2 separate regions of the Homo sapiens genome follow, and region 2 is linked to region 1. Evidence: read pairs that join two places in POLR2A ChIA-PET (ENCODE). Cell type or tissue: B cell. All regions are shown on one strand. Links, peaks and the distances in the headings refer to the core of each region. The heading gives the core; the rest is flanking DNA. Region 1 overlaps CREBBP (CREB binding lysine acetyltransferase). Region 2 overlaps CREBBP (CREB binding lysine acetyltransferase).

Region 1 (5,365 bases), core at 92-5,091:
CCTTTTACTGAGTCCAGCCCACCTCCCTCTGGCGGCGAGGGAGTAGGCAGCGAGCTGACGCTGACCCTGCTTCCTTTAAAGCAGGGTGTCCCTGTCATAGAGAAGAGAAATGCCAGGGTAATGGGGCCTGTTATCTGCCTCCCTACAGAAGAACCACAACGAGTTTCCTTTAAAAGCCAGTTTCCTGGCCAGGCGCAATGGCTCACGCCTGTAATCCCAACACTTTGGGAGGCCGAGGCGGGCAGATCACCTGAGGTTGGGAGTTGGAGACCAGTCTCTACTAAAAACACAAAATTAGCCGGGCGTGGTGGCGCATGCCTGTAATTCCAGCTACTTGGGAGGCTGAGGCAGGAGAATCACTTAAACCTGGGAGGTGGAGGTTGCGGTGAGCCGAGATCACGCCAGTGCACTCCAGCCTGGGCAACAAGGGCGAAACTCCGTCTCAAAAAAAAAAAAAAAAAAAAAAAAAGCCAGTTTCCTAAAAGTCAGTTAAATTATTCTTTGATTGACTAAAATTTGAATTAATAAACAATTTCCCTGGACATTTCTTATATAAAGTGACATTCTGGAATCCTGGGTCTTCTAGAACCAGATATTTGGGACAGTAGTTCTAATGGAATACAGTCTGTTTTTCCTCCCACATTACTGTAAAAGTTTTTTCTTTAGTATATTGTGATGGCTAAATTTCTTGTGTTTTAGGGCACATTTCAGTAATAGGCTCTTTAAGTGCCAAAATATTCATTGTCAAGTTTGTAGTTATACAATATTCTATGAATAATGAGCTAGAATTTTATTCTTAACTTTAATTTGGGGGTGTGGCTTTTTGAGGATCTTTTGTTTTTAGTACATACTACCATGACAGTTGTAAACTTTGGTGATTTCTCTTTTTAAGAAACACTTATGTGGTTTTTGTTTTAAAAGAAAAAAGAAGCGTATGTGGTTTTTTTTTTTTAAACCATCCTTATAACGGCCTGAGTGTTGTGAAAATTGATTCTGTGCATGCTCTCTCAAGTGGTAAACCACAGGTTTTCTACTAGTCAGAATGTAAGATATTACCAGGATGATTTTATAAAGTCACAAGGAAGATTTAGATTAACTTGCTGCAAGGTTTTGGTAGTTTTTTTTTACAAAAGTATGATTGACAAGGTTTCAGCAATATCCTTTTTGTAAATTTTATTGTTTTTTCTCTTCTCCCAAAGCAAATTATGCTTATCGTGTGTGAACTCTTGAGTTAGGAACCCAGAGAGGAAAATGTGAATCTGACCCTACGTTGGCTTAAGGTTGGGTTTTGAAGACAATATATATGTTAAAAATAACGTAAGGGTGACCTCCCTCAAAGGACCGAGGTAGAGACAAGTCAGTGCAATCAGCATTCTTTTCGAGGAGAATTGGAGCGCACCTGACTACTTTGTAGAGAAAGGTGGGACTTGGTGGAGCCCAGTGCAAACAGAATAACAAAGGAAGAACATTTCAGACAGTGGGGACAGTGTCTGCACAGTGCACAGCTTGTGAGGGCATGCATTTGACTGGACTGGGGTTCCTGTGCAAACGAGGTGAACAGAAAGGTGGACTGTGATGAGCTCCTGGAAGCCTCAGGGACTCTGCCGAGACCCACCTGTGCTCGCTCTGTGGAGACTGCCTTAGGGGCCCCGGGACTCTGCTTTTTAGGCAGTGTTTCCCACAGGCCAGCGCTGGTCTTACCTGATGCACACTTCCTTGGTCAGCACATGCTCCACTCTCTTAACTTCTGTGATTAATGTCTCTACTGAGAGAACCTTCCAGAATCACCTGTGGCGCTAATCTGAGGTTCTTTGAAATGAAGCCCAGACCATTGATTACCTTTTTGGCCTGTGTTGAGTTTTGTTTGGTTGGTTGGTTTGTTTTGAGACGGAGTCTTGCTCTGTCACCCAGACTGGCATGCAGTGGCATAGCCAAGTCTCACTGCAGCCTCAACCTCTCGGGCTCAAGCAGTCATTCCACTTCAGCCTCCTGAGTACCTGGGACTGCAGGCATCTGCCACCATACCTGGCTAATTTTTGTATTTTTTGTAGAGATGGGGTTTCACCATGTTGCTCAGGCTTGTCTCGAACTCCTGAGCTCAAGTGATCTTCCCACCTTGACCTCCCAAAAGTCCTGGGATTAGAGGCGTGAGCCACCGCGCCTGGCCTCATTCGATTTTTCCTTGAATTGTTTTTTAAAGATTCTGTAATCACTGATCTCGAGTTAACCATCCCTTATAGCAATATTCAATTTTTTTTGAATAATTAGGACTTGCCAAGATAAGTATCTTATGTCAGTCCTGGCATCTGACCTCCAGTAAATTCAGTGCACAGAGTGGCATGGTTGACTGGGCTTTGGGACCCGTGAGCAGGTTCCCCTCTTGGGGCTTATGCTGCCTCACTTGTGAAGTTCTTGCTGCTCAAAGTGTAGGCCTCAGGGAAGCCATAGAGGTGCTCCCAGGTTGTAAGCAATAAAGAAATTGGGCCCCCATTTGAGACCTCTTATATTAAAACCTGCATTTTTATAAAAATCCTGGGTGATTAGTGTGCACATTAAAATCTGAGATGCACTGCTCTGGATGCCTTGGAAGACCAGGTATCTGGGCCAGTGCTGGTGAGAGGGTTTGAGTCATTCTCTGAGAGAGAGACCAGGGGTTTTCCAACCTAGAGTCCCCCAGGGACTGTTGAAGCAAGTGTGCAGGGTCGGCCCCAGAGCCAGCCTAATGCACGCACTGTCCCGGCTGCGTCAGCCATGGCCCCAGCTGCTGCCCGGCATCTCCATGAGTGTAGCTCCCACTGCTTCACCTGGCAACATGTTCCATCTGTAGGTGCCTCAGATTGTTTAAAACACCTCCTTTTGGCCGGACGCAGTGGCTAACGTCTGTAATCCTTGCACTTTGGGAGGCTGAGTGAGACAGGCGGGTTGCCTGAGCTCATGTTCAACACCAGCCTGAGCAACACAGTGAAACCCCGTCTCTACTAAAATACAAATAATTAGCTGGGCATGGCAGCATGCGCCTGTAGTCCCAGCTACTCGGTATCCTGAGGTGGGAGGCTGAGGCAGGAGAATGACTTGATGAACCCGGGAGGCAGAGGTTGCAGTGAGCCAAGATCGCACCACTGCACTCCAGCCTGGGCGACAGAGCAAGACTACGTCTCAAACAAAACAAAACAAAACAAAAAACCAAAACAAAACAAAAAAAAAAACCTCCTTTTTTTATATGGAGTCAAGATCTCCGTCCTTTGAACTGCCACTCATCGAATAGCCCATCAGGTGCCCAGTGAGTGTGTGTGGAGCAGGCCCTTTGTTCACTTGAGGGCCCTTCAGAGATTTTCACCTCTTTTGACAGACTGTAGTGGGATGGGGGACAGCAAGGAGCAGAATCTGAAGGCTGTAGAGAGAATGGTGGGCTTGATTGACCCTGACTTAAGCACCAAAGGGTCGTGGGTGATGTGTTTCATCTGAACAGCTTTTCTCCTTGCTAGCAAGGAGCAGTGTCACTGCGCCAGTGTCACTTGGCTTCTGAAGAAAGCCTTTTGCTTGAGGGCTTGTGGCCGTGCCTGATAGGAGGCTGAGTCTCCAGCCTGGCAGTGCCTGGGTTCCCCTCAGTGCTTCTCTTCACTGTGGTGCCCCACGCAGTGCATAGGAAGGTGCCAGGTAGGAAGTAGGTCCTGGCCCACACAATGCCCGCAAGGTACGGTGGTGCCACCAGCAACTTTGTAGAGATGGCTGCAGGTCTGAATAAATTCTTTTTTTTTTTTTTTTGAGACGAAGTCTCACTCTGTCGCCCAGGCTAGAGTGCAGTGGCGCGATCTTAGTTCACCGCAACCTCCGTCTCCCTAGTTCAAGTGATTCCTGCCTCAGCCTCCCGAGTAGCTGGGATTACAGGCACATGCCACCATGCCTGGCTACTTTATGTATTTTTAGCAGAGATGGGGTTTCACCATGTTGTCCAGGCTGGTCTTGAACTCCTGACCTCAGGTGATCTCCCCACCCTCATACTCCCAAAGTGCTGGGATTACAGGCGTGAGCCACCTGAATAAATTCTAGCATTGCTTTTTTAGTAGAAATCTAAGTGTCTTGGTATCCTTGGGAATTTGGTTCCAGGACACCCCAGGTATACCAAAACCAGGTGGACTCAAGCCCTACAGCTGGCCTTCCCCATACACAAGTTTCGCCTCCCGCAAGCACTGTGTTTCTGGCCTGCGTTGGGTGACCCCGTGGCTCACTCTCGTGCTGGTGAAGCATCAGCTGTAGCAACTACTGCTCTGCTTCATGGTCTGTCTCCCCCTACCCTCACAAAGTTTGGAGATTTGATTCATGTCCGTTTTCACTGAATTTCCAAATGGAGTTCAGTTTTATTGAGGATGATTAGGGGCTTAAGTTGTCTGAGTAACTGAGTTCTTTGCATCAGCAACATAGACTGTACAGAAAACCTCTTAGTGGAACATTCCTTTTTTCTTTTGTTTTTTGAGACAGAGTCTCTCTGTTGCCCAGGCTGGAGTGTAGTGGCGCGATCTCAGCTCACTGCAACTTCTACCTCCTAGGTTCAAGCGGTTCTCCTGCCTCAGCCTCCCAAGTAGCTGAGATGACAGGCACGCACCACCACACTCAGCTAATTTTTGTATTTTTAATAGAGATGGGGTTTCACCATGTTATTAGCCAGGCTGGTCTCGAACTCCTGACCTCAAGTGATCCACCTGCCTCGGCCTCCCAAAGTGCTGGGATTACAGGCATGAGCCACTGCACCCAGTTACACTTGGCCGTACCCGGCCTCTTAGTGGAACATTGTTTGTGCATGAAGAGTGGCAGGTGAGTCCGAGAAAGAGCCTGCTATAAAACTTGGCCTTTTGTTCATAGGTCATAGGCTCCTTCTTCAGCAACATCAGAAGGGGTGGTGAGACTAGGGGATGTTGGGGAGCTTTAAAGAGGTAAATATCCGGGACAGGAGTGTTGCCTGATGGGCCCAGAAGAACCCAGCCACTGTGTTAGTGCATTGCAGGTGTGTTGTGACTTCCTAAAAGTTAGAGCTTTATGCTCTAGCGAGGAAAAAAGATGTAAAAATGGCCAAATGAGCACACGGCCTTGACATTGGAAGAAGTTAAGTGGCAATAATACAGAAAGGATAAATAGAGAAACTTCATCCTTAGGGATGCCAGGTAGATGGACCAATCTCCGTGCATTTCTGTTCAGTTCCAAGACACTCCATGGGCTGCGCTGCGAGGGCCCACGATGTGCTGGCCGCTGCGCTATAGCTGGCACGTCCCCTGGACTCTGCACAGCAGGTTACGTGGCCCATGTGGCAGGTGGTGAAGAGCAAAACCGAATTTGACATTAATCCCACCTTTCAGGGATGCACAGGGAA
Region 2 (5,365 bases), core at 215-5,214, 57 kb after region 1:
TAGTGTGGCACATTTGCTGCCACGGTGAGCCATTTGTTGATGTTGATGCATTATTGTTAAGTCTACACTTCGTTCCAATTTCCTCAGTTTTCCCCTGACGTCCCTTTTCTGTCTCTGAATCCTGCGGAGGACCCACGTGATATTTGGGCTCCTCGGGCTGCTTGTCGGTGGGGTGGGAATTTTTTTTTTTTTTTTTTGAGATGGAGTCTCGCTCTGTCGCCCAGGCTGGAGTGCAGTGGCGCCATCTCAGCTCACTGCAAGCTCCGCCTCCCGGGTTCACACCATTCTCCTGCCTCAGCCTCCCGAGTAGGTGGGACTGCAGGCACCCGCCACCACGCCTGGCTAATTTTTTGTGTTTTTAGTAGAGACGGAGTTTCACCGTGTTAGCCAGGTTGGTCTTGATTTCCTGACCTCGAGATCCGCCTGCCTTGGCCTTCCAAAGTGCTGGGATTACAGGTGTGAGCCACCCCGCCCGGCTGGATTGTTGAATTCTCTCTGGACTGACCCCTCTCTTTGAACACCAAGAGTCTCTCTCATCTTGTTAAAAATGAAACTCTCTGGCTGGGCACGGTGGCTCATGCCTGTAATCTCAGCACTTTGGGAGGCTCAGGCGGGCGGATCACCCGAGGTCCGGAGTTCAAGGCCAGCCTGACCAACATGGTGAAACCCCATCTCTACTAAAAATACAAAAATTAGCTGGGTGTGGTGGCAGCACCTATAATCTCAGCTACTAGGGAGGTTCAGGCAGGAGAATCGCTTGAACCTTGGAGGCAGAGGTTGCAGTGAGCCGAGATCGCGTTATTGCACTTCAGCTTGGGTGACAAGAGCGAGACTCTGTCTCAAAAAAAATGATAGGTAGCCGGGCATGGTGGCGGGTGCCTATAATCCCAGCTACCCAGGAGGCTGAGGCAGGAGAATCACTTGAACCCAAGATGACACCACTGCACTCCAGCCTGGCAACAAGAGCAAAACTCCGTCTCTCAAAAAAAATAAAGCTCTCTGTTAAAGTGTAAGTGAGTGGTAATCCTGCGTTCTTTCCAGAGGAGGAGCCTGTGGGCTGAGAGCAAGCCCACCTTCAGCCAGTCAGGCGCAGCACTGATGGCCCCAGCAGGGAGCCAGCCTGCTCTCCGTGGGCCTTGAGTGGACCCCGCAGGGGCCTCAGAGTCCCTGCTCTTGATGGGGCAGCTGCTTTTCCCATCAGCAGCTTTCCTGTCTCCTGGAAGCTCTCATGCTTTCTCGGGTGTGTAGAGCCTTCCTCAAGGCAGACAGCTGCTGACCACAGTTGTGACGTGGAATCTTCCGCATCTGGTTGTGGCACAGTGGAAACAGCCCCCACTGCCCTCATTTGTTAATTTCTGAACTCGCACTCTGGGTCTCTTTTCCCCTTTAGAGGCAGCGTGGCATAAAGCTGATAATGACACCAGCCTGGCCGAGGACAGGCCCTGCTCTGTCCCGAAGGCTGCAGCACCTACAGCCACCTGTAGCCGTTCACGTATGGGGTCTGCCTGGTGGTGACCTACTTTGGCCTGAGCTTCCTGATGCCCACGGCCTGGGAGCTGGGCGTCCGTGCCAAGTGTGGAGGGGCACTTGCCTGGTCTCACAGCCTTGCGTGTTGTTGCAGGGCAGTCAGGGCGACAGCAAGAATGCCAAGAAGAAGAACAACAAGAAAACCAACAAGAACAAAAGCAGCATCAGCCGCGCCAACAAGAAGAAGCCCAGCATGCCCAACGTGTCCAATGACCTGTCCCAGAAGCTGTATGCCACCATGGAGAAGCACAAGGAGGTAGGCGTGGGCTGCGGTGCTGCAGCCGTGCCTCTGGCCGGGAGGAGGGAAAGACTCGCAGCTGGCGGGCGTGGGCCCGTGTGCAGGTCTGTGGTGGGAGGGAAGTGGCCCCCAGGAAACCAAGTGGACCAGTTGGGTGACATCATGCAACGTGTCACCAATTTTGTTCCATCCCAAGGCATCAGGGCCATCAGGCTCAGCCACCTGCCTATTCTGCAGGCTGGGTGGCTGCGCCTGCCCTGAGCTCACCACTGGAGGTGCCATGTCCCTTGTGTGGGACTAAAGCCCCTCCTCTCCTGCAGGTCTTCTTCGTGATCCACCTGCACGCTGGGCCTGTCATCAACACCCTGCCCCCCATCGTCGACCCCGACCCCCTGCTCAGCTGTGACCTCATGGATGGGCGCGACGCCTTCCTCACCCTCGCCAGAGACAAGCACTGGGAGTTCTCCTCCTTGCGCCGCTCCAAGTGGTCCACGCTCTGCATGCTGGTGGAGCTGCACACCCAGGGCCAGGACCGCTTTGTCTACACCTGCAACGAGTGCAAGCACCACGTGGAGACGCGCTGGCACTGCACTGTGTGCGAGGTAGGCCCTGCCCCCACCCCCACCCCCACAGCCGGCCTGGGGTCTGACGAAGCATCCTGTCCCTTTGCATGGGTGCCCGGGTTGGTGTCTGTACCTGATGGTGGCTGCACTGACTCCTCCAGAACTAGGACAGCGTCACAAGGCAGAAGGCGTTGCTGTGTGTGTGTTTCCTAAACCTGCTCTGTGTAGCCACAGCCACAGGCCTGACCCTGGGGACGGCCAGAGGGAGGCTCTGCTGGGAAGTCTGGCCTGTCTGTGCCCAGTTCTAGTCTTGCTAAATGGCTGGAAACACCCGCTGTCCTGTTGGCAGCTTGGGCCCCTCTGGCCACTTGTTCCTGAAGGACCCCCCGGTCATGCTCCCTCACTCCCCTCTAGGAATTTTGACCCCCCTGTGAAATGACGTGGGTGTCCCTTGCATGGGCCGAGTCAGGCTGTGCAGGGCAGGCAGGTGACAGATCCCACCATCCCCCTCCCAGGACAGTCACCATCACCTGCCAACCCGGAGCCTCCTCACTTGCTGTGGTGTCTGTAGCGGGGCAGAGCGGGTCCTCAGCAGAGCGAGGGCCTTTCTTCCCTCCCCACCTTCACACACTTCTTCCGCTTTCCACCTTTCTCCAGTCTCCTTTGTCCTCTTTCTAGTTTCTGAATGCGGCAGTTTTCATATCTTTTTGTGAACACAGTCATGGTACCTGGTCCTAGGGCTCCATCAGGTTGCCAGGTGCGAGCAGTTTTCAGTAACTTGGGCTTGCGCGTTGGGGAAGTCCCACTGGTGCACTGCGGATAGCTCAGGCCTTCCCAGAGGCACTTCACGGCAGCTGTCGGCGCTTTGGGAGGGACCGGCCTCCCTCAGCCTTTCACTGTCTGGCTTCATAGTTTGAGTACAGGAGTTGGACAGGCTGTGGCAAGGGCTGATGTGACTCCCAGGTCAGAGGAAGTCGGAAGGAAGGGGGCTGGTGTCTACTGTCCGTGAGCTTACAGGCCAGGGGTTCTTGGGGCATGGGTCAGGTTATCTTTGAGCCTTCAGGGCTGTTGCCAGGAGTGAAGGTCCTTGGGAGCAACACATAGGCAGTCCATGCCCCCGTCCTGTCCATGATCCCATGTTGTCCATGATCCCATCCCGTCCATGATCCCATCTTGTCCGTGCTCCCGCCCTGTCCGGGTCTCCCACCTGTCCGTGCTCGCATCCTGTCTGGGTCTCCTATCCTGCCTGGGTCTCCTGGCACAGACCCAGACTTAGCGGTGGAGGGAAGCAGCCAGGATGCCTGGTGGTACTGGGTCCCATGCTGACACCGGCCTGTCCCCTTTCCTTGCTTGCAGGACTACGACCTCTGCATCAACTGCTATAACACGAAGAGCCATGCCCATAAGATGGTGAAGTGGGGGCTGGGCCTGGATGACGAGGGCAGCAGCCAGGGCGAGCCACAGTCAAAGAGCCCCCAGGAGTCACGCCGGCTGAGCATCCAGCGCTGCATCCAGTCGCTGGTGCACGCGTGCCAGTGCCGCAACGCCAACTGCTCGCTGCCATCCTGCCAGAAGATGAAGCGGGTGGTGCAGCACACCAAGGGCTGCAAACGCAAGACCAACGGGGGCTGCCCGGTGTGCAAGCAGCTCATCGCCCTCTGCTGCTACCACGCCAAGCACTGCCAAGAAAACAAATGCCCCGTGCCCTTCTGCCTCAACATCAAACACAAGCTCCGCCAGCAGCAGATCCAGCACCGCCTGCAGCAGGCCCAGCTCATGCGCCGGCGGATGGCCACCATGAACACCCGCAACGTGCCTCAGCAGAGTCTGCCTTCTCCTACCTCAGCACCGCCCGGGACCCCCACACAGCAGCCCAGCACACCCCAGACGCCGCAGCCCCCTGCCCAGCCCCAACCCTCACCCGTGAGCATGTCACCAGCTGGCTTCCCCAGCGTGGCCCGGACTCAGCCCCCCACCACGGTGTCCACAGGGAAGCCTACCAGCCAGGTGCCGGCCCCCCCACCCCCGGCCCAGCCCCCTCCTGCAGCGGTGGAAGCGGCTCGGCAGATCGAGCGTGAGGCCCAGCAGCAGCAGCACCTGTACCGGGTGAACATCAACAACAGCATGCCCCCAGGACGCACGGGCATGGGGACCCCGGGGAGCCAGATGGCCCCCGTGAGCCTGAATGTGCCCCGACCCAACCAGGTGAGCGGGCCCGTCATGCCCAGCATGCCTCCCGGGCAGTGGCAGCAGGCGCCCCTTCCCCAGCAGCAGCCCATGCCAGGCTTGCCCAGGCCTGTGATATCCATGCAGGCCCAGGCGGCCGTGGCTGGGCCCCGGATGCCCAGCGTGCAGCCACCCAGGAGCATCTCACCCAGCGCTCTGCAAGACCTGCTGCGGACCCTGAAGTCGCCCAGCTCCCCTCAGCAGCAACAGCAGGTGCTGAACATTCTCAAATCAAACCCGCAGCTAATGGCAGCTTTCATCAAACAGCGCACAGCCAAGTACGTGGCCAATCAGCCCGGCATGCAGCCCCAGCCTGGCCTCCAGTCCCAGCCCGGCATGCAACCCCAGCCTGGCATGCACCAGCAGCCCAGCCTGCAGAACCTGAATGCCATGCAGGCTGGCGTGCCGCGGCCCGGTGTGCCTCCACAGCAGCAGGCGATGGGAGGCCTGAACCCCCAGGGCCAGGCCTTGAACATCATGAACCCAGGACACAACCCCAACATGGCGAGTATGAATCCACAGTACCGAGAAATGTTACGGAGGCAGCTGCTGCAGCAGCAGCAGCAACAGCAGCAGCAACAACAGCAGCAACAGCAGCAGCAGCAAGGGAGTGCCGGCATGGCTGGGGGCATGGCGGGGCACGGCCAGTTCCAGCAGCCTCAAGGACCCGGAGGCTACCCACCGGCCATGCAGCAGCAGCAGCGCATGCAGCAGCATCTCCCCCTCCAGGGCAGCTCCATGGGCCAGATGGCGGCTCAGATGGGACAGCTTGGCCAGATGGGGCAGCCGGGGCTGGGGGCAGACAGCACCC

The links. ChIA-PET counts read pairs that join two places held together with the same protein. Peaks named below come from ENCODE experiments on the same cell type or tissue, not always from the same donor. Only the 100,000 strongest peaks of a DNase experiment are listed, where the experiment ranks them.
Region 2: POLR2A ChIA-PET joins it to region 1 with 7 read pairs; 7 of 35 experiments call an interaction of 5 or more read pairs at or near these places.

What each region holds. Positions count from the first base shown.
Region 1 is chr16:3,785,471-3,790,835 of GRCh38, reverse strand. The region is part of intron 5 of CREBBP (CREB binding lysine acetyltransferase); the gene reads left to right. Among named protein-coding and RNA genes, the nearest start is that of TRAP1, 71 kb to the right of the region's middle. RefSeq lists enhancers at 2,551-2,850, 2,921-2,980. In B cell, for the core only: no CTCF peak of the experiment used is centred there; a DNase peak (open chromatin) is centred at 2,686; H3K27ac peaks cover 626 bases.
Region 2 is chr16:3,728,194-3,733,558 of GRCh38, reverse strand. CREBBP (CREB binding lysine acetyltransferase) reads left to right here. Exons shown (of 31, transcript NM_004380.3): 29 at 1,622-1,783; 30 at 2,086-2,367; 31 at 3,685-5,365. Among named protein-coding and RNA genes, the nearest start is that of TRAP1, 13 kb to the right of the region's middle. RefSeq lists a silencer at 1,682-1,842. In B cell, for the core only: no CTCF peak of the experiment used is centred there; no DNase peak of the experiment used is centred there.